Linked DNA regions of Homo sapiens: region 1 is linked to region 2. A link is a contact called in ENCODE Hi-C or POLR2A ChIA-PET data. All regions are on one chromosome and are shown on one strand. Each heading gives the region's core, a stretch centred on a gene start or an enhancer-like site at or near the end of the contact. The rest is flanking DNA. Distances are from core to core; before and after follow the strand shown.

Region 1 (6,104 bases), core at 2,931-5,430, 130 kb after region 2:
TGCACACTCACCTTTAAGAGAATCCACGCCCCGTTGCCCTGCTCCAGGCCCCAGGCAGCTGCTGCTTCAGGGATGTGACCTTTCTTCCCCTGCCGGCTTCCAGCAGGTTCCTGTGTCCGTGGCATGGATGCCAGCCCTTGCATTGACTGCAGACAGGGAGTTTGTATTACCGGTAGAACAAAGTTTTACAAAACCATGGTATTAGTAAAATAACTTTCTTAGGCTGGCTTCCCTCCCTCCCTTTCTTTCCTTCTTTCCTTCCTTCCTTCCTTCCTTCCTTCCTTCCTTCCTTCCTTCCTTCCTCTCTCTTTCTCTCTTTTCAAGGTCTTGCTTCGTTCCCCAGGCTGGAGTGCAGTGGCACGATTATAGTTGACTGCAGCCTCAACCTCCTGGGCTCAAGTGATGATCCTCCTGCCTCAGTCTCCCGAGTAGCTGGGACAACAGGCACACACCACCACACCTGGCTAGTTTTCAAAACTCTTTTTTGGCGAGAAGGGGGTTCTTGCTATGTTTCCCAGGCTGGTCTCGAACTCCTGGCCTTCAAGGATCCTCCTGCCTTGGCCTCCCAAAGTGCTGGGATTACAGGCATGAGCCACTCTGCCTGGCCAGGCTTTCTTTTTTGAGGAAGTAAAGGTAACTGCAGAAATCCAGAAGACACAAACAAGCTGAAAAAGGAGAAATTGACCATAATCCCCAACCCAGAGGGTCATATGCAATCTGCAAGTTGGAAAGGTTATTCTAGGCTACGGGGTGGGGGAGCTTCTGAGACTTTCATCCTCACGAGCTAGCGGGACATACGCTATAATGTGTACTTGGATCACTGGGGGTCTTGTTACCATGCAGATTCTGAGTCAGTAAGCCTGGGTGAGGCCTGTGATCTTGCATTTCTAACCAGCTCCTGGGGGATGCAGAGGGCCTAGCCACAGAACACACTTTCAATAGCAAGGGTCTAGGGCATCCCTGTCCAATAGAACTTTCCTTGGTGATGGAAATGTCTCATATCTGTGCTATTGGATATGTTACGTCGCCACTAGCCTCCTGAGGCTATTGAGCTGTTGAAATGTGGCTCATGCAACCGAGCAAGATAATTCAAAATTGTATTGAATATTCATTCATGTACATTTAAATAGCCACATATATGCTGGTGGCTACCATGTTGGACAGCACAGAAGATTCCATTGGTTCATACAAGTCCAGGTGCAAGCCCTCTCTCCCTGCAAGGAAGATGCAGACTCAGATGCAGATGGCCACCTGGTCCTCCATCGTGTGCCCTGAATCTGCTGCCCTGACTCTCCCCTCGTACGAACCCTGCACTGGGGAGACCCATCCGCTTGGTATTCTCCACACAGTGCTTCTTTCTGGTTACTATCCTGCTTAAAAGGGACTGCTGAGAAGTGAGCATGAGATCGATGGCCTGGCTTAAAAATAAGAGCTTACAGCCTGACCAAAGCCTGCAAAAGTCTGCACACAGCCGTTCTAGGAAACTAGCTGCATTCAAAGCAGTGCTGAGCATCCAGGGGCCACTACGGCCCATCAGATACTGTATCCTGACTGCTCTTTCCCTCCTCGTAACATTAAGAGACAGTTTTGGGTCGATGCAACAATGCTGCAGAAGCCCTTGGGTCCACGTCTGCTCCTACCAAAGCCCTCCCGGGCAGTGCCTTCCCATTCGCACGCTGAAATATTAGATGTTCAGTCGAGAGTCCAACAGCAAAATAGTTCTGAAATTGTGTGTGCTTTTTTTTTTCTTCTAATTTAATGTGCCAGACAAGCCTCCCTGTAATTAAAACCAGAAACAAGGACCAGACTTAGACAGAGATTTGAAGGCTGTAAAATTCTAGGACAGGTTTATGTAAAGCAATTAAAAAGGGAGTTAAAAATTGTTAAAAAATTAAACACTAATTACTTTTTTTTCTCCTCTCATTTCTGCTGAGCTGTTCTGGCCATGGAGCTCAGAGAAAGATATAAAAAGGAGAAAGTTTTGCCTCGTTGCTGTAAATCATGTTCAACAAATGCTTCTCTGCATTTTGCAACCGAACCCATCTGCTGTCAATTAGTCTAAATCATGCCTTTTCAATTAAAGTGGCTTAGGGAAGTCTGGTAGTGAAACGGGTGTGTGTGAGTGTGTGAGTGCGTGTGTGTGTGTGCATGCGCGTGTGTGAGGGGAGGGGGCTGGCCTGGTGGTTGTGAGGAATGGGAGAAAGGTGAAGTCTGATTTCAGGCTGCGAGGTGGAAATATCTTTTAAAAGGTGTGATCTTATTTTAGTGTTTTCCATATAAAATGCGGTATTATTTGCATGCTGTGGGGAGTGGTGAAGGGTGGAAACAAAGCTGAAGAGTTGAGGCTTGAGAATTGGATGCAAACTCGTTCTGGTGAGCCCCAGCTTGAGTGGAGCTTGCTGCCTGGATGGCACCCATGGGTGTTGGTTGGGAGCTGCTGGAGAGGGGGTGTTCCGAGACCACCGTGTTACGAACATCTAAGAGGGGGCAGGAATCATGGCTGCAACATGGGGTCTTCAGAGTACGCAGACAGACGCTTCCATGGAGGGAGAGTGGGTTCAGTATTAAAACTGAGATACCTAGCTGGGCACGGTGGCTCACGCCTGTAATCCCAGCACTTTAGGAGGCCAAGGTAGGCGGATCACCTGAAGTCAGGAGTTCGAGACCAGCCTGGCCAACATGGTGAAACCCTGTCTCTACTAAAAATACAAAAATAAGCCAGGTGTGGTGATTCGTGCCTGTAATCCCAGCTACTCGGGAGGCTGAGGCAGGAGAATTGCTCGAACCTGGGAGGCAGAGATTGCAGTGAGCCGAGATCGCACCTCTGCACTTTGGCCTGGGCGACAGAGCAAGACTCCATCTCAAAACAAAAACAAAAACAAAACAAAAACTGAGAGACCTGCAAAAACTCTGCATTCTGACCGAGGCCAGTGGGGGATTAAAGAGGAAAAGGTGCTGTTGTCTTTCCAAATACAGTGGACTTTCAACATCCCAAGATGGTCTGGGTGCGACGCAGGCAGGAGCTATAAGAAGGGTCCAGTCTCTAGGGACCTGAAGAGGATCTGATGCCAAGTTCTTTTTTAGAGTCCCCCAGGCCATGTGGGCCCTGTCCTGGGGGGAAGTTCAGATGGTGGCGTGGTTCACCCACAGGCCAGGGCATTTGAGCTGAGGAGCCATTGGACAGGAGTGTGCATGTGTCTTTGCATGGAGAACCCCTCTGTGTGCTCCGTGCCCACCTCTGGCTTCCCAGCCTGTGATGATCTGTTTCCCAGCTCTTAACTCCTCCCCAGGTGCATCAGGTGGGGCTGCACCTGAGAGATGGGGCAAGGAGGTAGTTTGGGGTGCTTGTGTTTGACTTCACGTGGTCTCCTCTCCTCTGAAAAAGAGAAACATGCTTGCCTTGACTCAACTTAGGTGGAGGAATCTGTGTTCTCTCCCCGCTGCTCCGCTCACAGTGGGAGGGGTGGGAGATGAAGTGGGTGGTCTGCTGAGGAGTGTTTATTTTCAATCACTGAGCCCCTCCTCTCTTGCTGGTCTCACTCCCTCTGCAGAGCTGTCCTGAGGGATCTGCAACCTGCTGGGAAACCTGCTCCTTGGTTGGGGTTTAGAGGGAGGGGATTTGGTAAGGGAAGGCCTGGTGCCACCAGCTGGGTCTTTGAGATTCAATATCCATACTGATGATAATAATAATAGCTAAATATGCGAAACACTTGCTATGTTCCTAAACATTATGCAGAATCCCTCATTTCAGACACTTGCCCAGTGTCACACAGCTCATAGGTGCAGAGACAGGACTCAAAGCTGGGTTGCATGCTTTTGACCCCCAGACTACACCACCTTATATAGCGAGGGGCCTCCAAGAGCTTCCATGCTCTCTGCTGCTATGCTCCTAAGTTGGGGTTTGGAGGAGGGTGCCGGTGAGGAGAGGCCACCTCCGCATTATTAATGGGTGGACTTGGGTGTGACTGGTGGTGTACTGATCGATCTTTGAGTGAGGCACACCTGGGTTTGCATCCCAGCTATGCCACCTGCTGCTTATTTAAACCGCCCCCAAATCACTTATCGTCTTGGTCCATTTGCAAAACGAGGTTCAGCCCGACCTCCCTGGACAAGGGCCACATTGCATTTGCTGAGTGTGCCCAGCATGGAGAAGACACTCCATAAATGTTGGGCTCCTTGCCTTTCTTCCTGGTGGCCTGATTCCATGAAGCTTGACCTGGTTTCTTTCTGGCTTCCAGCCTGTGATTTCCTGCAGGATACAGTTACAGGTCTCTTTCCAAGTGATTCACTCTAAACAAGACCCGGGTGGGACGCTGTCCGCCAAGCAGGGCAACACCCCAGTGGGCTGGGCCAGAACACCCCATCCAGGGGCTCCAACCCCTGGGAAAGGCCACCTCCAGCTCCCGAGGAGCCCTGCCCTATGTGGCAGCTGGATGGAAAGGTTGAGGCCAACTCAGCTTCTGTTTTCTGTCCACAGCTCCTTCAAGCTGCCTGGTGCCCCACCGGCCAGCCCAGAGGAAGGAAGGGCTGCCTGGCTTTGCTCCAGGGGAGCCCAGCAGGCCCAGCCGTGCAGGCTGTCCTCACTCTGAGCCCCTTTAATCCGACGGCTGAGTGCAGTGAGCCATAACCAGGGCTTCCAGGAGCCTCCCTGAGCCAGGCACCAGTGTTCCCAGCCACCTCCAAGGGGGGTGGAGAGGCTGCTGCCTGGCTCCCAGGAGCTGGCAGGATGTGGGATATGGAACCTGGGGGCCAGAGGCTTTAGTTGGGTGCACAAAGGTGCCTGCCCCCTGGGAGGTCCTCTCTGCATCTCAGAAAGGAGGTTCTGGTGAAGACAGCTGGCTGAGATAGGGAGCTGTATTAGTTTATTTTCACACTGCTATAAAGAAATACCTGAGACTGGGTAATTTATAAAGGAAAGAGGTTTAATTGACTCACCGTTCCACATGGCTGGGGAGGCCTCAGGAAACTTACAGTCATGGCGGAAGGGGAAGCAAGGACCTTCTTTACATGGCAGCAGGAGAGAGAAGAGAGTGAGGGGGGAAGAGCCCCTTTTAAAACCATCAGCTCTTGTAAGAAGTCACTATCACAAGAACAGTACAGGGGAAACCACCCCTGTGATTCAATCACCTTGAACCAGGTATCTCCCTCAACACCTGGAAATTACAACTCAAGATGAGATTTGGGTGGGGACACAGAGCCAAACCATATCAGGAGCCCACTCTCCAGGTACCACTTTCTTCTTCTTGTGGGCCCTCCATCATCCTCCCCATACCCCAAGCATGGTGTCCCATGGCTGAGCTGAACTGACTGCATTGAAGAGCCTTGTCCCAGCTCTCAGCTTCCTGTCCCTGTCCTCTCTCAAGCTCTGTCCCTAGGATAATTGGAAAAGCTTTCCTTTTTTTTCTTTTTCTTTTCTTTTCTTTCTTTTTTTTTTTTTTGAGACAGAGTCTCACTGTGTTGCCAGACTGGAGTGCAGTGGCACTATCTCAGCTCACTGCAACCTTCACCTCCCAGGTTCAAGCAATTCTTCTGCCTCAGCCTCCCAAGTAGCTGGGACTACAGGTGTGTGCCACCACACCCAGCTAATTTTTGTATTTTTACTAGAGATGGGGTTTTACCATGTTGGCCAGGATGTTCTCGATCTCTTGACCTCGTGATCTGCCTGCCTTGGCCTCCCAAAGTGCTGGGATTACAGGCATGAGCCACTGTTCCTGGCTGGAAAAGCTTTTCTATCTAATTGAAATGGAGTAAGTTGGAAGAGGTGCTTTCATTCAGGCCAGATTATGTCTCAGGAGAGCAGGGATGCTGGGGTCAGACACACCAGCCTCTGAACTCAGTGCTATCACTTGGGCTGGGTGGCCTTAGGCAGGTGACTGAGCCTCTCCAGGTCTCGTTTCCTCCATCTGAAAACTGAGAACAAATCATACTTTTCAGTGTGATTCAGAGGATCTGAACTAAACCATGGGAAGTACCTGGTAAAGCATCTGCCACATGTAACAAGCAAGGAGTAAATTGTCTCATGTCCTGCAGATCCTCCCGCTCCCACCAAGAAATTCTGTGCTTTGCATCCACGCACCCCCAGGCGGTTATCACAGACCCTCTTT
Region 2 (5,916 bases), core at 1,276-3,775:
GATAAGTAGAATTTCCCTTTTTCTCTCTTACAAGTCATTTATTCAATAAACGTTGTCTCAAGGTTATACGGTGCTAAGGAAGGCACTCAGAGCACTTTAGGAGCTCTGATAGAGATAGAAGGTGAATACGAGCTTGATTGCCGGGTAGAAAGAAGGTGGTAAGTGCTGCAAGAGACACAAGGGAATGACATGCACCCTGAATCAAGGTCTGCACGCTGTCACTTGGCAGCTGTAGGACCTGGTCATGTTGCTTGTCCCCTAGGCCTCCATGTGCCCATCTGTGCAATGGGATAGTAGTGGTTTGCACTGTACAAGGTGGTTGTAGAAGTGAGAGCCTCTGCCTAGAAAGCCCTTAGTATAGTGCCTGGTACGTAATGACTGCTCAAGGAAGGGGGAGCTTTTAGTTACAGACATGTACGATCTGAAGAAATGAAAGGCATTGAACTTTGGTGGGTAAATTGGGTCTTTTCCAGCAAAGGTATAAATCCTTAAAAGCCAAGATCATATTGTTTGATTTCTCTGGGCTCTCTGCTGGATACAGTGCCAAGTCCATAACTGTATACCCCATGGACACTCTATGTTAAATGGAGATTAATGTGTAAGAGGTGTTTTTTTTTGTTTTGTTTTGTTTTTTAATTTGGAAAAGAAGCTTAAAGACCACAATGGGTGTGGCATTGGCTCGACCCACAGATCTGCTTAGTCTCAGACAGGCACTTTGAACCAGTCTTTTAAAATTGCGTCACAACAACTGGTGCTTCATAAGGATTTGATGATATTCTTGGACATAGGATATGGAGTTCTCTTCCTGTCCAGCCTCGGGCTATGAGGACTAACCCTGCTAAGTCTGATCTCTTCTTAGGAAAGTCAGGAGGATTGCAAATAATCACCATGACATGCCTATAGGGGACTAGCCTGTATAAAAGAGAGCGTCAGAGTCTTATTTCTAAGAATAGGAACGAGGAGGGAAATGGTGAGTGGATGTGAACTAGACAGGTCACCCGGCAGTCGGCTCTTTCTTCCTAGAATGTCCAGTTCACGTCTGTGTCGCCTCTAAGGGCTGCATGGATCAGAATCACCCAACACTGGATCCTCACCTACCTGGCCAAACCAGTCCTGACTTTGCTTCTTGTTCAGGGACCCACAGCACGATGCTAACAGCTGGACCTGATGTCAGAGGCGGAGAACTGTCTGGATTTCCCTCCCAGCCTCCTCCTCCAACGCCCTTTTGATCCAAGATTGAGTAAGAGACATTGGCAGATGCTGAGAAGGACAACCCAATTGTTTTAACTTGCAGACCGAGGGGGAGATGGGTTCCAGTCTGCACATGACTCGTGCACAGTCCCCCCACCCCACCCTGACTTAGAAAATTCCAAACCGACTACAAGACCAGAAACAAACCACATGCCAGTCGCCCCCTTGTCTGTACACACATGTGGAGTTCAGAGCCACCCTTGGAGAGAGGCTGCTCAGGCTCAGCTCCCTGTGCTGGGCTTTCTAGATCTAGCTCTGTTCGGGGGAGTTCTTAGCCCGTTTTCTGGGGTTGCTGCCGTTTGGATGCAGGGTGTGATTCTTAGGGGTTAGGGAGAGGACCACCCTGGTAAAAAGCCAGGTTAATGGGACAATCTTCCATGCAGCTTGGCCCCCTCCATTCCCCTGTAGCTCCTCGCTCAGCCGCACTCTGAGAACAGCTTTTGCTCTGTTTCCTGGTCTCTGAATGCGGTAGCTGTGTCCCCGGCCTGCAACGAGGGCATATCATGTAACTCCTCCCGGCTTCATTCCTATGCAGGACAGGTAGGCTGCAGGCTCTAACAAGCCGCCAGCCAGGCTCCACTGAGGCCTCGGCACCGGTGGAAATTTAAAAAAAAAAAAAAAAAAAAGAGCAAGCAGTGGGGAGTGAGCGAGTGAGGGAGAGAGGGATTATTTTGTTTCAATGTGTTTGAAAGCGGGATCTGTGGCCAGTTGGGGTTTTTTTTTCCTCCCCCCGTTATTTACACAGTCTGTTCGGAGACACACTAGGGCCTGTTTGGATTGGGTGTTTGCTCCGGAGACAGGCCAAGTATTCCAGCACTGCGCTTTGGCACTGCCACCTCGGCGGCACCAGGAGGCCCAGTCGGTCACAAGACCTCACGGGGCCTCCTTGCTCTCTGCTTATCCTCCTTTCACCTCCTCTCCCTTCCTCACCACTGATCCCAGCCACCTTGGGCGGCTGGGGAGCGAGGCTGACCGCTAAGTGGACCTGACCTTCAGAATGAGGGCTTTCTGAGGCAAGGGCAGGGAGGGGTGTGGCTCGTGGAAGACAGAGAGAAGGGTTGGGGTAGGGACCCAGGGATAGATCTCTAGAAGGGTCTGGATTCCCTAGGGGCCTGCGATGAAACTTGCACTCTGTGGAATAGTTCCAGGGTTGAGGAGGTAAGCAGAGGCCAGACCGCCCTGGAAGTTTGCGTAAGGGCTGTTCTCCTGGGGGTGCTGAGCTGGGAGAAGGCTTGCCTGGGGAGGTGGCGGGGCCAGAGCTAGCCAGAGCTGTCCTGCAGGTCCCTGCCATGCTGAGGGTGATGCAACACCAGCATCTCTTGCTAGAAATGCAGACTCTCTAGCCCCAGCCAGACCTACGGCATTGGAATCTGCATTTTAACAAGGGTCCCAGGTATTGTGTGTGTACATTAAAGTTTGAGAAGCACTGCCTTGGGCCCACGTATCCCACAGGCAGTTAGTTTCCTGGCATCCTCATGATGTCTTGAGATGCTTTTGGACAAAGGGATTCTGCAGACCAGTACATTTGGAGAATGTTACAAAATGTACCCCCCACCCCTTGGAAATTGATTTGCTTATGCTTGCTGGTGAAGTCTGTGAGAAGTTCCATAGGAAGAATCCATCTAGTTTGGTTTAACTCAGTGTTTCCCACATTTAACATTTATTTATTTATTTATTTATATTTTTATTTCTTTCTTTCTTTTTTTCTTTTTTCTTTGAGATGGAGTCTCACACTGTCACCCAGGCTGGAGTGCAGTGGCATGATCTTGGCTCACTGCAACCTCTGCCTCCTGGGTTCAAGTGATTCTCCTGCCTCAGCCTCCCAAGTAGCTGGGATTACAGGTGTGCACCACCATGCCTGGCAATTTTTTTTTTTTTTTTTGTATTTTTAGTAGAGATGTGGTTTTGCCATGTTGGCCAGACTGGTCTCAAACTCCTGACCTCAAGTGATCCACCTATCTTGGCCTCCCAAAGTGCTGGGATTACAGGTGTGAGCCAATGCGCCTGGCCCTTATTTATTTATTTTTAAATGGACACATAATAATTGTAGATAAATGTATGGGATACCTAGTGTTGTTTTGATATATACAATGTATATTGATCAGATCAGGGTAATTAGCATATCCATGATCTCAAACGTTTATCCTTTCTCTGTGTTGGGAACATTCAATGTTCTCTCTTGTAGCTATTTCAAAATATATATCATTGTTAACTGTAGTCATCCTACAGTGGTATAGAACACTAGAACGTATTTCTCCTGTCCATCTATAATTTTATAGCCTTTAACAAATCTCTCCCCATCCTTCTTTTCCCCCTGCCCTTTCCAGCCTTGAATAACCTCTGTTCTACTCTTTACTTCCTATGAGATCTACTTTTTCAGCTTCCACATGAGTAAGAACATGAGGTGTTTAGCTCTGTTCCCAAATTTGACTGAGATCATCTCCTACCATTTCCCCCCACCGAGGAGTGAGCGTTAATGTTCTGTAGGGCTGGTGGTGTGTGGCTTCTGATTATTTATTTATTTATTTTTTTGAGATGGAGTCTCGCTCTGTCACCCAGGCTGGAGTGCAGTGGCGCGATCTCAGCTCACCGCAAGCTCTGCCTCCCAGGTTCACGCCATTCTCCTGCCTCAGCCTCCCAAGTAGCTGGGACTACAGGTGCCTGCCACCACACCCAGCTAATTTTTTTGTATTTTTAGTAGAGATCGGGTTTCACCGTGTTAGCCAGGATGGTCTCAATCTTCTGACCTCGTGATCCGCCCGCCTCGGCCTCCCAAAGTGCTGGGATTGCAGGCGTGAGCCACCGCGCCTGCCGGCTTCTGCTTTGAGAAACACTGTTCCTGTCAATCAGTTTACTCTTGGGATTTTCCAGGGAGCTTATCTTCACTTTAGATAAGAGGTCGAGAACATAGTGGTTAACAGGTGGATTTTGGAGCTAAACGAACTGGCTTCTGACCCTTTCTCAGCCCCTTAGTAGGGATGTGACTTTTGCCAAGTTATTTAGCTGCTTTGTGCCTTGGTTTCCCCTCTATAAATTTGGACTTATGATAGCACTTACTAGATGGAGTTGTAGCGAAGTTTAAATCATATGATACGAGGCTGGGCGTGGTGGCTCATGCCTGTAATTCCAGGACTTTGGGAGGCTGAGGCAGGCGGATCACCTGAAGTCAGGAGTTCAAGACCAGCCTGGCCAACATGGTGAAACTCCGTCTCTACAAAAATACAAAAAGTATCCGGGTGTGGTGATGCATGCCTGTAATCCCAGCTACTCAGGAGGCTGAGGCAGGAGAATCACTTGAACCTGGTAGGCAGTGGTTGTGGTGAGCTGAGATTGTGCCATTGCACTCCAGCCTGGGCAACAGGAGCAAGACTCCGTCTCAAAAAAAAAAAAAAAAAAAAAAAGTGATATGGATTTAAATTAGGATAGTGCCCAGAGCATAGAACCCTCTTAATAAATACTGGTGAGCTAATATTTTTGAGTCTTACTCTTGTGGGGTCACTGCCTCCCTTGTATTCTAGATGAATAATCTCAAACCCACTGTGCATCAGAATCACCCGTGGAGCTCTTTTGGAAACACAATTTCCCAAGGCCACAGGCCAGGTCTATTGAGTCAGTCTCCAGCAGGAAAGCCTGTGAATCTGCATTTTGAGAAGCTTCTTGGATGGTTCCAAGGTAGCCAACCTGACTTTAGATGGCAAGGGAGCAGCTGCTCTAGAGCCACTATAGCTGAGAAACACCTGCTCTGATTTCCCACACTGGTTTCAGTCACATAACTCAGAAGGGTCTGTGCAATCAAGCCTAAGGCTCTGATGTTGGTGGTAGAGCCTTCCTCGCTTTGCACTTCAGTTTCCTTATCTGCAAAATGAGGCAGCCATGCAAAGTGTAGTCCTTGGACCAGCGACATCAGCATCATTTGGGAACTTGATAGAAGGCACAATCTGTGGCTCCATGCCAGACCTATGGAGTCAGAATCCACATTGTAACAAGATCCCCAGGAGGCTCTTGTTAAACAGAAATAGCACCTCTCTAGAAAAGGTTGAAAAGAATCAAGTTTGCAAGGAGGCAAAGGCAGTAGTCTTCTTTCTTGATGAGAGGAGAACTCAGTAAGGCTGAGGAAGGTGCAGTGTCAGTGGATATTGGAATAGTGACCAGCTGTTATCCATTCATACTGGACAAGAGGAAATGAGCTTCAGGAGCCTCAGGGAGTATGGTCAGATTTATGAGAACATTTCCTGACATTGAAGGTTACAAGTTTCTGGGAAGGTTTGCAGGAATAAGTAAGCTTTGGATACGCTTCTCTAGAGTCCATTAAAATCAGATTGATAGCTCTGCATCCGTTTTACAAATGTTTATTTAGGTGCCAACTATGTGCCAAGCTTGGGCACCAGTAGCTTGAGGGAGCACTTGCAGATGGCAGTGGCTCTGTATGGCTTCTCTTTATGTTCACACTACCCATCACCAAGGATAGACATATATTTGCCTGTGCACAGAGCTTTGCATGATCCCATTGTTGGCATGGATCACCAGGGCACTCCAGCACAACCCATGGCCTCGTGGAAGTGTATCAGTTATCTGTTACTGAGTAACAAACCATCCCAAAACATGGTGGCTTAAAACAGCAACTGTTGTATTTGTCCATGATTCTGGGGTTTGGTCTAGGCCTGG

What was found. A loop is a pair of places that touch in the nucleus more often than their neighbours do. ChIA-PET counts read pairs that join two places held with the same protein, here RNA polymerase II (POLR2A). Pooled maps may share reads with other maps.
Region 1: a pooled map shows a loop between it and region 2 (2.4-fold over the local background). The contact joins two enhancer-like sites. A Hi-C loop is called at or near these places in 4 of 37 single-sample maps with no recorded cell type and 4 of 50 pooled maps. POLR2A ChIA-PET finds 5 or more read pairs at or near these places in 3 of 52 experiments (GM12878, Panc1 and WTC11).

What each region holds. Positions count from the first base shown.
Region 1 is chr17:72,372,612-72,378,715 of GRCh38, reverse strand. No RefSeq gene overlaps it. Among named protein-coding and RNA genes, the nearest start is that of LINC02003, 33 kb to the right of the region's middle. Within about 2 kb of position 4,180, at least 2 of the 41 ENCODE cell types and tissues checked have a DNase peak (open chromatin) inside an H3K27ac peak, as active enhancers do.
Region 2 is chr17:72,498,105-72,504,020 of GRCh38, reverse strand. All of the region lies in intron 1 of LINC00673 (long intergenic non-protein coding RNA 673), which reads left to right. Among named protein-coding and RNA genes, the nearest start is that of LINC00673, 92 kb to the left of the region's middle. Within about 2 kb of position 2,525, at least 12 of the 41 ENCODE cell types and tissues checked have a DNase peak (open chromatin) inside an H3K27ac peak, as active enhancers do.